Regions from separate parts of the Homo sapiens genome. Here region 2 is linked to region 1. Evidence: chromatin contacts called from ENCODE Hi-C or POLR2A ChIA-PET data. All regions are on one chromosome and are shown on one strand. Each heading gives the region's core, a stretch centred on a gene start or an enhancer-like site at or near the end of the contact. The rest is flanking DNA. Distances are from core to core; before and after follow the strand shown.

Region 1 (7,454 bases), core at 1,632-4,131:
CATACACAGATTCCATTCACATGGATGGATTTCCTTGGTTGGCTGCAGGGAAGTACCCTGAGGAAGAAGTGGGGTTTGGGGTGGCCAGAGCCCCACTCCAGAGGCCCCCATTCTCAGCTCTGAGTTTAAAACCCCGCTAATGCAGGAAGGGTCCCAGAGGTGGAGAAGGGTTCCGTCCTGACCCTGGCATTAGCTCTGGCCTTGAGCAAATGATTTAAATCTCTCGGTGCCTCAGTCCCCATCCACAGAGCTGACATGAGGACCAGGGAAGGAACACCTGAAGTGCGTCCTGCAGGGTCTGGCAGGGGTGGGGGTGGGGGGATGGGCACCGTAAACTCAAACCATGGCCGAATTGTTAAACAAACAAATATAGCTATTAGTGATTGGGAGTGTGGGTCCCACCTGGCTAAGACTCCGCTCCACTGCTGTGTGACATGGGGACATGGGCTGGTGGCTTTGTCTCTCTGTGCTTCGTTTTCCTCATCTGCAAAACAAGAACAATGACAGCACCTCCTTTCTGGGTGGCTGAGCTGATTAAATTAGTTAGCAATTGTTAGCTGTGGTTGTTATTGTTGGGGGTGCAGAGCCCCTTCAAGCCTGGCAGTTTAGGGTCAGGGCCAGGCATGAGCAGAAGTGGGGAGTCTAAGCTCTTGCGTGCTGGTGAATGAGCACCTTCCCCTCTGGGCTCTGGGAGGAGCCTGGGGGTCAACCAGCGGCCTCCTTGAGCCCTTGGAGAACTCAGAATGACTTCTCAACATCCAGACGGTGACACAGTCTCAGATGTAGCCCCCATCCTCTCATGGCTGGGCTTGGTCCCCAGTCACCCTCTGCAGTCGACAGAGCCCCTCATTAAGGGGTCCCCACCGCATTGTAGTGGCTGCCCCAGAACTGGGTCAGAATCCCACCTCGCTGCCCCATCTGCTCTGTGGCCCCTGGGCAGCTTCTTGACCTCTCTGAGCCCCCTTTCTCTTTTGCAGGATGGCAAGAATAACAGTCCCTGTGCTCTAGGGCAGCCATGAAGACTAAATGGAAAGATAATGCTGTTACAATTAGAGAACGGCTGAGCACCCGCAGTGTGCAAGCACTGTGCTGAGGCATTGCTGTTATTTGTGCAGTTGCTGTTCTGAAGCCCATTTCACAGACAGGAAAGCAAGGTGCAGCACAGAGGCAAACAGTAAGGGCCCAATAAACGCTGGATCGATTTTAAGGCACTTCCCTCCCTTCTCCCAAAGTCGACAGTGCAGACCCCTGTGGCATCTGGACTCTGGGCTGCCATTGGCAAGCCCAGGAAAAGCACGGGGTTGGCGGGGAGGCTGGAAGCGGGGAGGGGAAATGTCCTCATCTACTTGGAGGCTCTGGCAACGTTAAGGCAGGTTTGAAAGCCCTTGCATCCCCCTTCCCCAGCTTCCCACAACACCTAATAACAAAACAACAGCTTCTAGCCTGGGGTCCTGCCTGGGACCACCTCCCCGGGGAAAGCAGGGGAAATCTGAGGCCTCCTGGGGAGGCCCCACCAGCTCCCACCCCCACTTCCCAGCCTTCAGCCCCCTACAGTCCAGTTTCTGAGAAATGACAGGGAGGGTGAGGGGTGGGGGTTTTGTCCTGAACATCCCCTCAACGTCAGCACTGTCTGTTGCTGTTTTGCTGCGGGGTTGGGGGAGGCGCTCATTCGCCCTTTGCCCCTCCCTGGGTGTTCAGGGAGAATCCTTATTGAAGGCTCTTTTCAAGTCAAGGAATTGGAGCAGGAGGACTTCGAGCAAAGCGGGGCCCTTAGAGCCGCTTGGACTTAGCTCCTTGGAGGTCAGAGGGGCCCCTGTCCCCCATTCTGCAAAGCAGACCTCCCAGGAGAATTCCTTGGAGTAGGGGGCCCTGACTGGCCCAGGCACTGTCTCTACCTGGGGTGTCATAGAGACTGCTCCTCTGCTCCTCAGCCTAAGGGTTGGAGCGCTCCTAGCAATGTAAATAACAAGCGCGTTATCCCCGTCTTAGCGATGATTATTTTTGCCTCTCACCTTGCCACTCAGTGCTCACCTTGTTACCAGCCAGCAAGCTTTCTACCCTCTAGAATTTAAAAATCAAATGGAGGCGAAAACATAAAGTAACCACTCAAAGTTCATAGTCCTTTTATTTTGAAACGTATTTTCTCAATGTTTGCAATACACCAAATCTTTAACCAATTTGATCACACAGAGATCCTAGCGCCTATTCCTTTTTAAAAGGAATTTCTGTGGTTCACTTGGTTTTCATATGTGCTCTGCATTTCTCTACCCCAGTGCCAATTAATTCTCATCCTGGGGATTTTTTCCTAATAGTTAGCAATTAATTACCTGCAAAAATTCTATCCCTGACATGGGTAGATGTATAAGACCCGCTATTTAAAAAAGCATAAACCGCAACATATTTTAAATATTTTGTTATATACCCAAGGTCAGCATTGATCCTTTTATCTGGCCTCTCCTCCCACCTCCCTTAGGGTTTGAAAACCACTTCGTTCCCACTGGCAGCTGCAGGCGAAGCTTTCTCTCAGTGGGGTCATTGTTTTTTTTCCCAAAATTGAGCTGAGATCCATTTAATGCACCATGAAAACTAACTTAATTAGGAATCAAATTCATTCTTTTGTGAGACCAGCGGTAAGCGTCCAACACTCCCTCCGCTGCCGCCCCCACGTTTTTCTGCGTTTTTTGCTAAGCCGCCTCTGCTGAAGTCCGTGACTCCAGGGCAGCCGCCCCTCCACCGCTGCCCACCTGCCCCTGACTTCTCTCTCTCTCTCTCTCTCTCCATTTTAAGCAACCGAGGCGCACTCTGGTTTTGCAAGTCTGACATTCTTTACGTCGCCTTCCCGGAAAAATTTGTCCAGGGCTGGCGTCCGGCCGAGGCGGTGCATCTGACGCCCGGGAGAAGCAGAGCGCGTTTCTTTTGGCGTGGACCTGGGACCCCCGCGGGTTCCAGGGGCGGCACGCCTTGGGGTCGGCATTGGGACCTGGCTGCGAGGCAGCTCGGCGGCCAGGAAGGCGCCGGCGGCGGCGGGAGGGTGCCAGGCAGCCCCGGCTGGTAACTGCTGTTCTAGCTCTGCAACCGAGCGCTCCTTTCCACCGCGGTTTGGGCTAATGATGGGTCCTGCCGGCGTGAACGCCGTGTTTATTATACCTTCACCAGCCCAGGGGAGGGGTGCGCGCCTGAGCGCCCGGGGTCCAGGAACGCCAGAGCTGCAACGCCGAAAACTTTTCAGGCTGGGAAAAGGTCTTGGGGCCCCTCATACACGCCTTTTTCGCACTCGCTTGGCCTCGACTTGGTCAAGGGCGGATTCGGCCTGCCTTCAGGCTGGGGGGCCTCGGGGCACCGGGGTGCACCCGGGGCCCGCCCCCTTGGGGAGGCACCTTCTGGAAACCCAGGCCCCGCGCGTCTCCCGCCGGGACTGCCCCTTGGGCGGTGGTAAAACTGCCCAGGCCCCGGGTATCAGGATCATACTCAAACCCCAACCCCTGCCCGCCCCAGCCAGGAGGGGAGACGGTTGGGAGTGGGAGGCCTCGGCGCTGTTCTCTGGATGCAACTGAGATTGCCGCTAGAGGGTGACGCCTGGGTCGGAATCCAAGGTAGACGAATCTGGGGTGCTGGAACCGTGCTTTTCCCCGGAAAACCCAAGAAATGCACTTACAGTGCGAGATTGGTTGGGGCGTGTCTATAGGGGCAACGGGAAACAGCGAATACTACGGATTATGTGCTAAGGGAGGGAAAGCAGATCGAAGGTCCATTACTTGCACATTTCTACCTACGATTTGGGGCCTGAATCATCCAGGAAGCCGGCTTTGTACTCCACCTGTCTGTGCCAGTGTAGACGGAGTCTGGGGCCGGGGCCAGCTGATTTTCCATTGCAGTCCCCAAAACCCTCCCAATTTTTAAAATTTGGTCGGGTGCGGGCCGAAATTGGGGTACAGGCGGTGCGGGGGTGGGCGGGTGGGGGACGCGCAGATGTGAGACTCCCGGGTTACTGTAGTAAGCTCTATTTGGGGCGGGGCGCGCCCGCGGAGACCCTGCGCGGCGGGAGGGACATGTGCACAGGCGCGTGGGGGTGGGGTGGTTGTGAACCAGGGAACGCAGACCCCCGAGAACCGCCAGATAGTCGCTGCGTCCACTTAACCCGGCGGCAGAGCCCTCCGCATGATTGCTCTTCCTCCACCAAAAGCCCACCCCAGCAAGCGTGGGCCTCCAACCCCAGGCCGGAGGTCCCAGGCTGCGTCTCACCTCCCGCCCCCTTCCCCCGTCCCCGCCTTGCGTCCGGCTTAACGAAGACCGCTCGGGTTCCAACTCAATTAGCTCGCTGCAGAGGCCGCCGCCGGCGTCGAGCTCCTCCAGCAATTAGGGGCGCGCCGGCTGGGGCCGGGGGCGGGGGCGGGGCGGGCAGGTAAAGACGGAACCAATTTGCCTAGAGGGTTTATCAACAAGTGGCTTAACTAGGAATTTGCGTTGACAACTCAGCACCTCCGTCGGGGCTCCGGAGGCGGCGGAGGGCCGAGATGACAGGCTGAATGGAGGGGCGGGGGCGGGGGGGGCGTCCTGGGAGCCGGGAAGACCGAGGCTTCAGAGCCACCCGAAGCCACCTCGGCCGAGCCCCGCGCGCGGCGTGTGCCGAGTGGACCGGAGCACCCGGGGCGCGTTGCCGGGACTCGGGGCTCGGCAGGCGGGCGAGCACGGGCCGGTGGGCGCTGGACTGTCTTTCCCGACGAAGTAGGTGGCCGTGTATATTTTTGTTCAAGTGGTGTTTATGTTAATGAAAAAAGGATGGAATTACAAACAGCCAGCCGATCGCGCCGCGGCCGCCGGAGACTCGCCGCGCTCTGGTCCCAGGCCCAATCAAAGGGAGCGCGCTCTGGGCCGCTCTGGGACCTCCAGCAGAAACCTTCTCCCCCCCACCTCCTCTAACTGGGTGAAATTGCCCTGCCCGCCTCTCTAACTTTCTCCAAATCGAGAACCCTCTGTTTGCAATCAGCCCCCTCACCTCGTTCCCCCCACCAACCCTCGGTAGCGCAATCAGGTTTGTGGATAAGAAAAACCCTAATTTAAGTCCCGCAGCTCCTTTTTTTTTAAGGAGCACTCAGATAACGCTTCCGGGACACTCGGATGCGGCTAGAACTCAGTCTCCCTTATCCCCTTCACCGCTCTGCTCCTTTTCATTTTCGTTTTTTTCTTTGTTTTTAATAATATAATTAGCCCGGATTTTGACATTATTTCCTGGCCGGCTGCCTTTTTTTTTTTTCTGGGGCTAAGCAATTAGATTTTCTAAAGGCCCTATCAAGTCCTTCCATCCCGAGAGAACTTTTTTTTCTCTCCCCCTTTTCCGGATCCCACTGCCGTCTTTTCCTCCGTGGATAGGCAAGGACCCTGGCGGTGCTGCCCTCCTTTGCTTTGGTTAGAGGAGAACGGCCAGCAGGAGAGACAGCCCGACTTGCAGCAGCGGGAGAGAGACTGACCCACGAGGCTGGTGACCTGGGCCGTGTCTGTGGCCCTGGGACAGGGTCGGTGTTTCCTGGGTCAGGGCAGCCAGGCTGATGCGGGCACCACGCCTTTGGGCGACCACAGCCCGGCGCTTCCAGGTCCGGTCCACTTATCAGACACCGCATAGCTGCGTCTCCACAGACAAGGTGAAACGGAGACTCGGCGGGCGTCTAGCCCAGTGGAACTTTCGGAGCCGTGTCTAATCTTTTCCTAGAGGAACTTTGACTGGGGAGATTTGGGTTGTCCGCCCTATTTTCTCTGGTGGTCGCCATAGTCTGCTTGTGTAGATGCTGTTCCCTCCCTTTCTGGCCAGTTCAGCCTGGGTGTGGGTTCATTGGACCCCCGCCCGCCTGCAGGTGGAAGGCAGGGCCCAGAGAACACCCGGCCTGGGTTTTCCACCTGGAGAGATGGACCTCCTGGCACCGCTGGGGCGCCATCCCCCAAGCCCTGTTGTGAATCTCTGCTTTCCCCGTTACTACAAAGAAGACCGACACTGCTTCACACACGCTTTGAAGGCCGAGCTCACCAGCCTGGTAATCAGATTAGCACCCCGGCGGTAAAGAAGTCAGTCGATCCCAGGAAACAACACTTCACAAGGAAGAGGGGACATCGAGAGATAGATAATTACTGGACCAAATTAAAGTTTTGCTTGTAAACTTTCTCCCCCATGGAAGGAGAGTTGTTCTGAGGGTGGTTCCTTCCAACTCCTCCAAAGTTGACGTAGCGATAATGCTCACAGCCTAGGGAGTGAGTTACTTGGGGATGAGGCATTTCTTTGAGGACTTTGTCCCACTTTCTCTCCTCTGCCACCTCAGAGGAGAGCAGCAGACCCCTTGATTGGGGGCCGGGAGGTTGCTGCCCCCCATCAAGGGTCAGCCTGGGGGCTGCTTCCAGGGCCTTGGGTAACAGAGTGGGTCAAGCATGGGGAAGGCGAAAGGCTGTGTTTTTATCTCCAGATCAAAGGATATTGAAGTGGAAGGTGCAAACTAGGTGTGTAGGTGCATTTTTGAGAATAGCAGCATCATAGTTTCCACCGGATACAGCAAGTCCCTAACACATCTCCCTCCCAAATAAAAACGACCAAGACAGAATAAAGTGCGCCTAAGTCACAGTTATCGGGCACCTCGTTCTTTCAGCGAACTATGATTTGTCAAACCCGTGCGCACCGCTGACACTCCCTTGACGGGTTGTGTAGCCTTGACGTTGAGCAGCCGAGGGAAAAATCTGAGAACAGACAGGGGCGGGAGCGCGAAAGGCCCGCGCTGCCACAGGCCTGAATCCGCCCCTCTTCTTCGGGCCGTGGAGGTCACAGGCTCCGGCTGGCCTGTGTTTTCCGAACAGAAGCTCTGGAGTTGCACACCCAGGGGTGGGAGGCCGGGTGCAATTGCCCCGCGGAGCCCCTCCTGCTGGGCCAGCCGCCCTGCTCAGCTGTGCGCTGCAATTTGTCCGCCAGCGCGGGTTCCATTCTCTGCATAACCTTCAGCAGGTGCCGGGACTGGTCCTCATCCCCGCTCCCTCCGCGCCCTCGGCGGAGGGATAGACACAGGAACCCTTCACACCGATGTTTAATCTGTCGTGATGGGTGGCCAGGCATGCGCCCAGGTAGCCGGCCTCGCGCTGGCTCACAGGGGTGGGGTTGGCCTTTTCTCCCGGTGCTTTGAAAGGAAGGGCGGCAAGCTAAAGAGGGAGCGAGATAGAAAGGGCCGCTCCCCAGGGGTAGGGGGCTCCCTAATGCGGCCACACCGGGGTGTTCCAGGGGCAGCCCTGGCCAAAGACTGCACCCGGCTGCTCTAGGGCGCCTGCGCCCTCGAGCGTCTCAGCGCCCCGGACGCTGCGGGAGCCGCTTTCTCCACCCGCGCCACTTTCTCTGGGGCTGGCAAATGCCAGATGCTGAGCCCTGAACTCGCCTGCGAGCTGGTAGGGCCCCTTCTGCGCTTCCCAGCCATTTATTCCATCCTGCA
Region 2 (7,132 bases), core at 112-2,611, 79 kb before region 1:
CTGCGCGCAATGGTTGGTAACACTTCCCTGAACCCACAGGCCGACCCAGGCAAAGATCATTTTAAAATCCTCCGCCGGTGGGAGCTGTGGCCTTTCGCTCAGCGGAGGCTCAGGCTGGGCCGGGAGAAGAACCGTGCCATTGTTTGCTTTACTGGAAGTGGAGTACCGTGTCGGGAACCTGCAGGGGGAAATAAGAGAGGAAGGGGATCCCGAGCTGGTAAAAGCCGCCCTGGACATGCGGGTCGAGCATCAGGGAAGCGTTGAAAGGCGGACGGAGGCTGGAGGAGGCGGCCAGGAGCGAGGCACCCAGACGGCCGCCGGGCCCAGGCTTGGCACCCCCTAGGAGTTCGTCCCCTGAAGGCGGCTTCTGGCCCTGCTTTCCCGCCAGGATGCTGTCTATGCTGAAGCTCTTGGACTTGTCGGAGCTCTTCGGAGAGCTGCGGGAGGCGGGGCGCAGAGGGGACCCCGGGCCGTCCCCTGTGCGCGCTGCCTGGCCGACCGCCACGGCCGCTGCGCCCTGGGCAGCGTCACCAGCGTCCTCGTTCGGGGACGCGGTCCCCGGCCAGTGGAGGGGCGCCGGCGGAGAGGGGCCGTCCAGGAGGGGCGAGGGGCCCGCGGGCGCTGCCTGCAGGCGGGAGATTGCGGGGCCCGAGCCCCCTGCCCCGCTCCCCGCCTCCGGCTGCGCCTCCGCGCTGCGCTGGTGCGTCTCGGCGCGGGGCCTCTTGGCCTCCGGGGCCCCGGGGCCCGGCTTGGGCTTCCTCTTCCGGCGCCGGTAGTTGCCGTTCTCAAACATGTCCAGGCAGCGGGGGTCCAGCGTCCAGTAGCTGCCCTTGCCCGGCCGCCCTTTCTCGCGGGGCACCTTGACGAAGCAGTCGTTGAGCGAGAGGTTGTGGCGGATGCTGTTCTGCCAGCCCTGCCGGTTGTCGTGGTAGAAGGGGAAGCGGTCCATGATGAACTGGTAGATGCCGTTGAGCGTGACCCTCTGCTCGGGCGCGTCCTGGATCGCCATGGCGATGAGCGCGATGTAGCTGTAGGGAGGCTTCTGCGGGGTCTCGGCCCGGCCCGAGGCAGCTAGAGCAGCCGCGGGGGCGAAGGCCAGAGGGAGGCCGGGTCTCTCGGGACCGTACAGATACAGCATGGGCGAGGCGGCCAGGGCAGGCAGCCGGGGATCGAAGAGGTGACTCATGGCAAGCGAGAGCCTGCGCTGCGCTCCCCGCAACGCAGGAGACCCGGGCGGCCTAGGCACTGCGCCCCGCGCCGCAAGGGCCCTCCCGGGGAGCCAGCCGTGCCTCTGCCTCTGGCTCTGCCGCTCTCCCCGGCCGCTCCGTGCTCTGTCCCTTCTTCATGGCTTTAAAAATGTTAAATAATTGTTGTAAGTTTGCTGTTATATGTTGACTTAGCCCTGGAAAATAAATTGTCTATGATAAACAGTCCTTGTGTTCTCAGCCCACCCACATTAATTAAAATTTCATTGCTGAAAAACTCCAAGCTTTTCCCTCCACGTGTCTTTTTGATACCAGCCAATCGGTTTTGGGGCTATTCCTTCATTTGTTTATAGAATTAGTCTGTTGATAAGTCCGCCCACCCAAGTTGAATCAAGCTGTGTTTATTTGGAAAAATTTCCGGGCACCCAATATATAAACGCACTGATCTGATGTTTGAAATATCACGTCCACCCCTTGACGCTGTAAGCACACACAGTCAGTGAGGCAGGATGTAGACTGCGGTGGCTCAGAGCAGGGTCTGCTGAGCCAGGAAGGAGAGGTGGAGATGGGGGTGGGTGTGCAGGGATGAGTTTTACGCTGGCCTGGGGGAGCCCCATAACGCCAGGGCCTCCCACAAAAGGTCTTTTCTTCTCCCAGGCTTAACCGGAGATATCGAGATGCCACAGTCTAGTAAAACACTTTCTGAGGTCCTAGGAACCTTTTAGATTGGGGCAGGGAGAGTATCTAAGAAGCCTGAGTGTCTGCTGAGAAGGGGATGCGGCCCTCCCTGGAAAAACAGGTGGCAGACCCAGTAGGAGGTGGCACTCTCTAGGGACCTGCTCTCCCACACCCTCCCTTCCAGGGCTCTCCGGAAATCGGAGGGAAAGTGGACTCTGGGAGCCCAGTCTCTCTGGAAGGGAAGGCCTAAGGCACTGGGGGCCTGGGGAAGAGCTCATGGTCCACAGCTCCATTGAGGAAGGTTTCAAAATAAACCCATTTAGAGAACCGGGGGCAAAAGTAAGGTCCTCCTGATGGGGCCAAGGTTGCAAGAGAGGAACACCATAAAAGGAGGCCGTGGCAGCTGGCGCGGGAGGCCTGGTATTTGTGAATGTGGGTCTCCAGCTTTATATTCTGGGCTTTCCTGTTTATAACAAGGAGGGGGTTATAACAACTTTACAAGTGCATGCAGCTGGCCCGTGATTACATTAGGCATTTGGGAAGCCTGCTTGCTCTCCCTGTATCCACCCACCCTGGGGTGTACGCGGCCCTCCACCCCCATCTCATTTTACATTTTCCCACATCACTGTTTGAATAAAAAATCCTGAATCATGCTGATTTCGAAGGGGGCCTCTCCTCCCCACTCCACCGGTTAGGGTAAGGGTAGAGGCACCTAGTGTGACTACTTCCTGTTTATGACCACCCCCTGAATATTAAAACACACACACACTGTCACACACACACCCACACACACACACACACATTCGGATAACTGGCGTCTCATTGAGCAAATCGTGTGAGCATGTCAAAGAGATGAGGGAAGGGGGAGGATGGCAGGTGGGTGTAGAAATGGCCCACTGCCAGTGGGCCAGGAAGGAGGGAGAGGCACCGAGGGCACTTACAGGGGTAGGGGGAGTGTCTGCCGCTGCCACACCCGGCTGAGGATGTGAGTGCCCAGGTAGCCTCTGAACACGGAAACGTGGCGGGCATCCTTTTTCAAAATGAGAAAATCAGAAATAACCCGTGTGTTTGGGGTTCCTGGGTATCCAGCCCATGGAATAAGTAGACCGCAGGGGAGCGGGTAAATTTAAAATACCAAAAAGGAAGTCGCAGGAAGGGTGGAAAAACCGGCCTGGGTACCGGCACTGCCTGCGGGAGCGACAGGCCAGTCCCTGGGACACCTCGGGCCTCCCTCCGCGGCCCTGCTCCTCTAACGTGGGTCCAGCGAGCAGCCCGGCCGCGCCCGCCTAGGTCCTGGGGGTGAACCTCTGGCCAGGAGGGGCGAGGCTTTGTCTTTTCGTTACCACTCGCTCTCACCCGCGTACCCCTTTCAAACTTGGGGTGAAGAAACCTCAATGCCAGCGCCTTTGCAACCCGCAGGCCCCACAGTCTCTGGGGTCACCCAACCTCTCCGGGGCCGCGCGCCCCCAGCAAGCTCAAGTTTGGATCCAGTTCCTTCTCCAGCCTCGGCGCTCGCTCCAACACACCCAGACCGAGAGATAAACCGGTGTCACTATGCAACCCTTTCCCCACCTTCCTATCCCACAGCCCCTCCTGGAGCTCCCCACGCGGCACCCGAAGTCCAGCACGCACATCCCTGCCTCTACCGAAACTCCCGCCGTCCCGGCGCGTCTTCTAAACTCTAAGGCAAATCCGAGCTTGAATTTGTACGGTGATAAATACTGCCCGATTTGGTAATGGGCGGGACGTGGGCGGAGACACGGGAGGCTGGTGGGCGGGGCACCGATAGTAAAGCAAAAAAAAAAAAAAAAAAAAGAGAGCGAGAAAGAGACAGAGAGAGATTAGGAGAGAGAGAGAAAAACCAAAAAACAAAAAACAAATGCCCACGCTCTAGTCGCGGTTTGGAGACGCACACCCAGCCCCGCGCGTTTGCAGAAGTGTGCAAAGTCTCCGGGAGGTTTCAGCTGTAGAACTCCGGCTTTGCGCCCCAGCCCCGCTCCAGAGCGGGTTTGAATCCCGGGCTCCCGGGTGATTGATGAGTTTGTAACCTGAGCCTAGGAGGGGCCTCTGTTAGAAGGAACCCCGCGCTGGGGCAATTTCCATATTTCCGGGGAGTGCAGGCTCAAGCCCTAGGAGTCCGAGAGCGGATGCGCCCTCGTGCGGAGGCTCTGTTGGCTGAGGCCAGAGCGAAGGGCCTGCGGGGGGCAGCCGAGCTGGGAGACGGCCGGGCGGGCCTCTAGAACGAGTGTCCTAGAGAGCCAGATGGGGACACTGAATGTTCCCTGTAGATTCATAAGCCTCGGATCCCAGAAAAGCGCGTCATCTGAGAAGTCACTTGGTGAGGGCTCACCTCCCAGCCTGCAAGAAAAGCCTGAGATCTCTGGCCTGCCCGGATGCTCCAGAAGGACTGGAGTTTCCAACTCTGAGGCTTGAGCAGAAACGGGGTTCAGCGTGGGATGAGGGTAGTCAGCCTCCTTCCCAGTCCTGGGACAAAGCGCATGTGCGTTCCTCAGGGAGGCAGATCAGAGACCAGGCATTGGTGATGAAAACGGCCTCAGATAAAAAGGCTGACGGGTGAGAGACAAGAGCTCCTCCCACTGCGCCCCAAGCCATCCACTCAACCTTCCTCACTGGAAAGCAAAAAGCAGAAACCTGAGTTAACAGTAATCTGTGTCGCTTTCCAAACATCTGCATCACTTTTCCAAACGTAAAGACAGTTACCGCATGTACGACTTGTGTGTGTGTTACATACGTATGCATGATTCAACCGCGTGTAGCATGTTTGAGAAGAGCTGCGGTGGAAAGATGAAGGGTTTAGCCCCTCACCTTACTGACAACCTAAAAACATTGGAGACAGATGATAATAATATGAATAACTAGAATGTACTGAGCCATTTCATCCTCACAGCAGCCCTAATAGAAACCTTTGTCGCTCCCATTTTGCAAACCAGGAAACTGAACAACGCCCTGTAAGTTAACCTGCCTCAGGTGTCCCATGAGGAAGTGCTCCAAAGACAGAAAATAATCTTACAATAGCACCAGGTGTGGACACTCAGGGCTCCATGGAAGTTCTCTTGCCAACTCTTACTAAATCTGTGAAAGGCAGGCGTGGCAGATTCACCCATTTGACAGATGATGAAACTGAGGCTCGGCACATAACACCCCAAGACCCTGAAAGTAGGAAATGGCCGCACAGGGACCACAGCCCACGTGAGTGTCCTCCAAAAGTGGGTGCTCTGGGGTCTGACATGCTCAGGTATCTGGAAGGACTCAGAGGCAGAGATTGTCTGGAGTAGACAGTGGGAGAGGGGCCCTCCAGAGAGGAGAGGGTGTGCAGCACCCCTGGAGCTGGGAGATTCAGGACATTATAAGAAAATCCCAGAGTCCTTGCTTATGTTCCACCAAAACCCAGAAGACCTCTTCCTCCTTCCCTCCCCGCCCACTTTGAAAAGAGTGGAAGATTTCCAGAGCTGGAGTAGCAGGGCCCAGGGCCTCCCTTCTCTTGGGAGGCAGTGAGCAGGACATGAAGGTAATGGTGGTCCCACTGAATCAGCAAATGCAGAAGGAGACCCAAAAGCTGGGCGGGACTTCCCAAATGATGCACTTATTTATAGCACACCTTGTTCCCAGAAATGATCGAAAGGCTCTAAACAGAGGCAGTTGGTGCACATGCTCTCACTGCGTTTTTGAAAAGCCCAACCCTCTGCTTTCCCTGTAGAGCAGGAAGGTTGAAAAAGGAAGGAAAAGCCTGGCAGAATTAAAGGTGAGTGGCATCTTCCCAGACACAGTGGCATTCCCTGCCGGGGCTGCATGGCACGGTATGATAAATGCAGGTCACTCAGACCAAAGATTCCTTTCTCTTCCTCTTTTTCTCTTCTGTGTTCCACGTAAACCTTAATGGCTGGTCATGACAGTTTACTATGAACACGACACTATGGAAGCACCTTGCCAACCTGTGTGACGTTCATGAATCCCGGAGATAACCCTCTCAATGCTATGACTGTTTTCAGCCGAGAGACTGTCCCAGAGTGCTTAAGGTGATCTGTCTGATGTCACCTGAATCTTAGTAAGGGCCTGAGTTGGTGCACATGGATTCAGCCTTAGAGAGAGGGACTCCACTAGGAAGGCCACCTGTGAAAATAACACAAGACAGATGGAGACCCAGGGCCAGAGGGCCGCTGAGACAGGTGAGGCCCAGGGTCTCCACGACCTCGCAGCCTGGGTGGGCATAGACTGAGGTTCCAGAGCATGAAGCTGCACCTCAGGACACAAAGGGGGTGGAAGCCTCCCAGCTCCATCCCCTAAATGGGTCTGGGATGCCAGCAGCTTTACCAACCATGCCCCCTTCCCTCTTCACACACCCACCACCCAGGATGAAGTCCCCACAAGGCTGACACTCAGACAAACCTAGCCCTCTGCTTTTGCTCTACAGCAGGAAGGTTGAAAAGGGAAGAGAAAGCCTGGCACAAATTACAGGTGGGTGGTGTCTTCCCAGACCCAGTGGCTGTCCCTGAAGAGCGGCTGCCAGCCTTCCAATCTCCCCTGAAACCGTCCGCCCCCTTCCTTACATGCCTATGTCAAAAAGCAAACATTTCAAACGTCTTCGTGAGCTGAGGCCATGCAAGAGGCAGGCAGGGAACGCTTCTCAAAGTTTGGGAAAGCATTTCAAATATGTGCTGCAAGGAAGTGCTCACTGGGAGGCAAGGGGCGGGCTCTCTGGGTAGCTCTGACCCGGCCTGTCCCACTCACCTGGAACAAAGGCACTGGACTCCAGACCCCCAACCAGCCTCAGCCTACTGGCACCTAAGGCATAAAACCTCAGGTCTCTACTTACCCACCTTCATCCCACTGAGAGAGTCAGCCAGGGACCCAGGCAAACACACGTTCCCAAGGTGCCAACCACAGGCTCGGAGACCCCAGCACTTTCTCCAGACACGTGGCTCTGCCCACCCTTCAATGAGTGTCTTATCTTGGTGTCTCCAGCTCCACCCAGCTCATGTTTTCAGTTAACAATAAGTTCCCATCAACCAACCTTGCCCAACACCCCCACCCCCTTTTTTGGATGGGGGTGGGGAGGAGGAGTGAGGAGACCTTCACAAGCACACAGGGTTCATTTTCACCGGTGAGCTGGGAGCTCTGTTCACAAGCCTCTCCCTGCGCCAGCAGCAACCCCCATGCAGTCACTGGGTAAAGAGAAGGGGACGGACCCCCGAAAGATTTATGAGCCAAGCGCAGAAGTTCCCAGGACC

Evidence for each region. Hi-C counts contacts between places; a loop is a spot of excess contacts on that map. ChIA-PET counts read pairs that join two places held with the same protein, here RNA polymerase II (POLR2A). Pooled maps may share reads with other maps.
Region 2: a pooled map shows a loop between it and region 1 (4-fold over the local background). The contact joins the promoter of FOXL1 here to the enhancer-like site in region 1. A Hi-C loop is called at or near these places in 1 of 168 maps with a recorded cell type or tissue (naive thymus-derived CD4-positive, alpha-beta T cell), 17 of 37 single-sample maps with no recorded cell type and 11 of 50 pooled maps. POLR2A ChIA-PET finds 5 or more read pairs at or near these places in 1 of 52 experiments (WTC11).

The regions. Positions count from the first base shown.
Region 1 is chr16:86,494,563-86,502,016 of GRCh38, reverse strand. All of the region lies in intron 1 of FENDRR (FOXF1 adjacent non-coding developmental regulatory RNA), which reads left to right. Among named protein-coding and RNA genes, the nearest start is that of FENDRR, 11 kb to the left of the region's middle. RefSeq lists enhancers at 960-1,516, 3,094-3,718. Within about 2 kb of position 2,881, at least 4 of the 41 ENCODE cell types and tissues checked have a DNase peak (open chromatin) inside an H3K27ac peak, as active enhancers do.
Region 2 is chr16:86,572,778-86,579,909 of GRCh38, reverse strand. It overlaps FOXL1 (forkhead box L1), which reads right to left and starts at 1,361. Exons shown (of 1, transcript NM_005250.3): 1 at 1-1,361. The coding sequence starts at 1,186. The coding sequence ends at 149. RefSeq lists an enhancer at 1-501.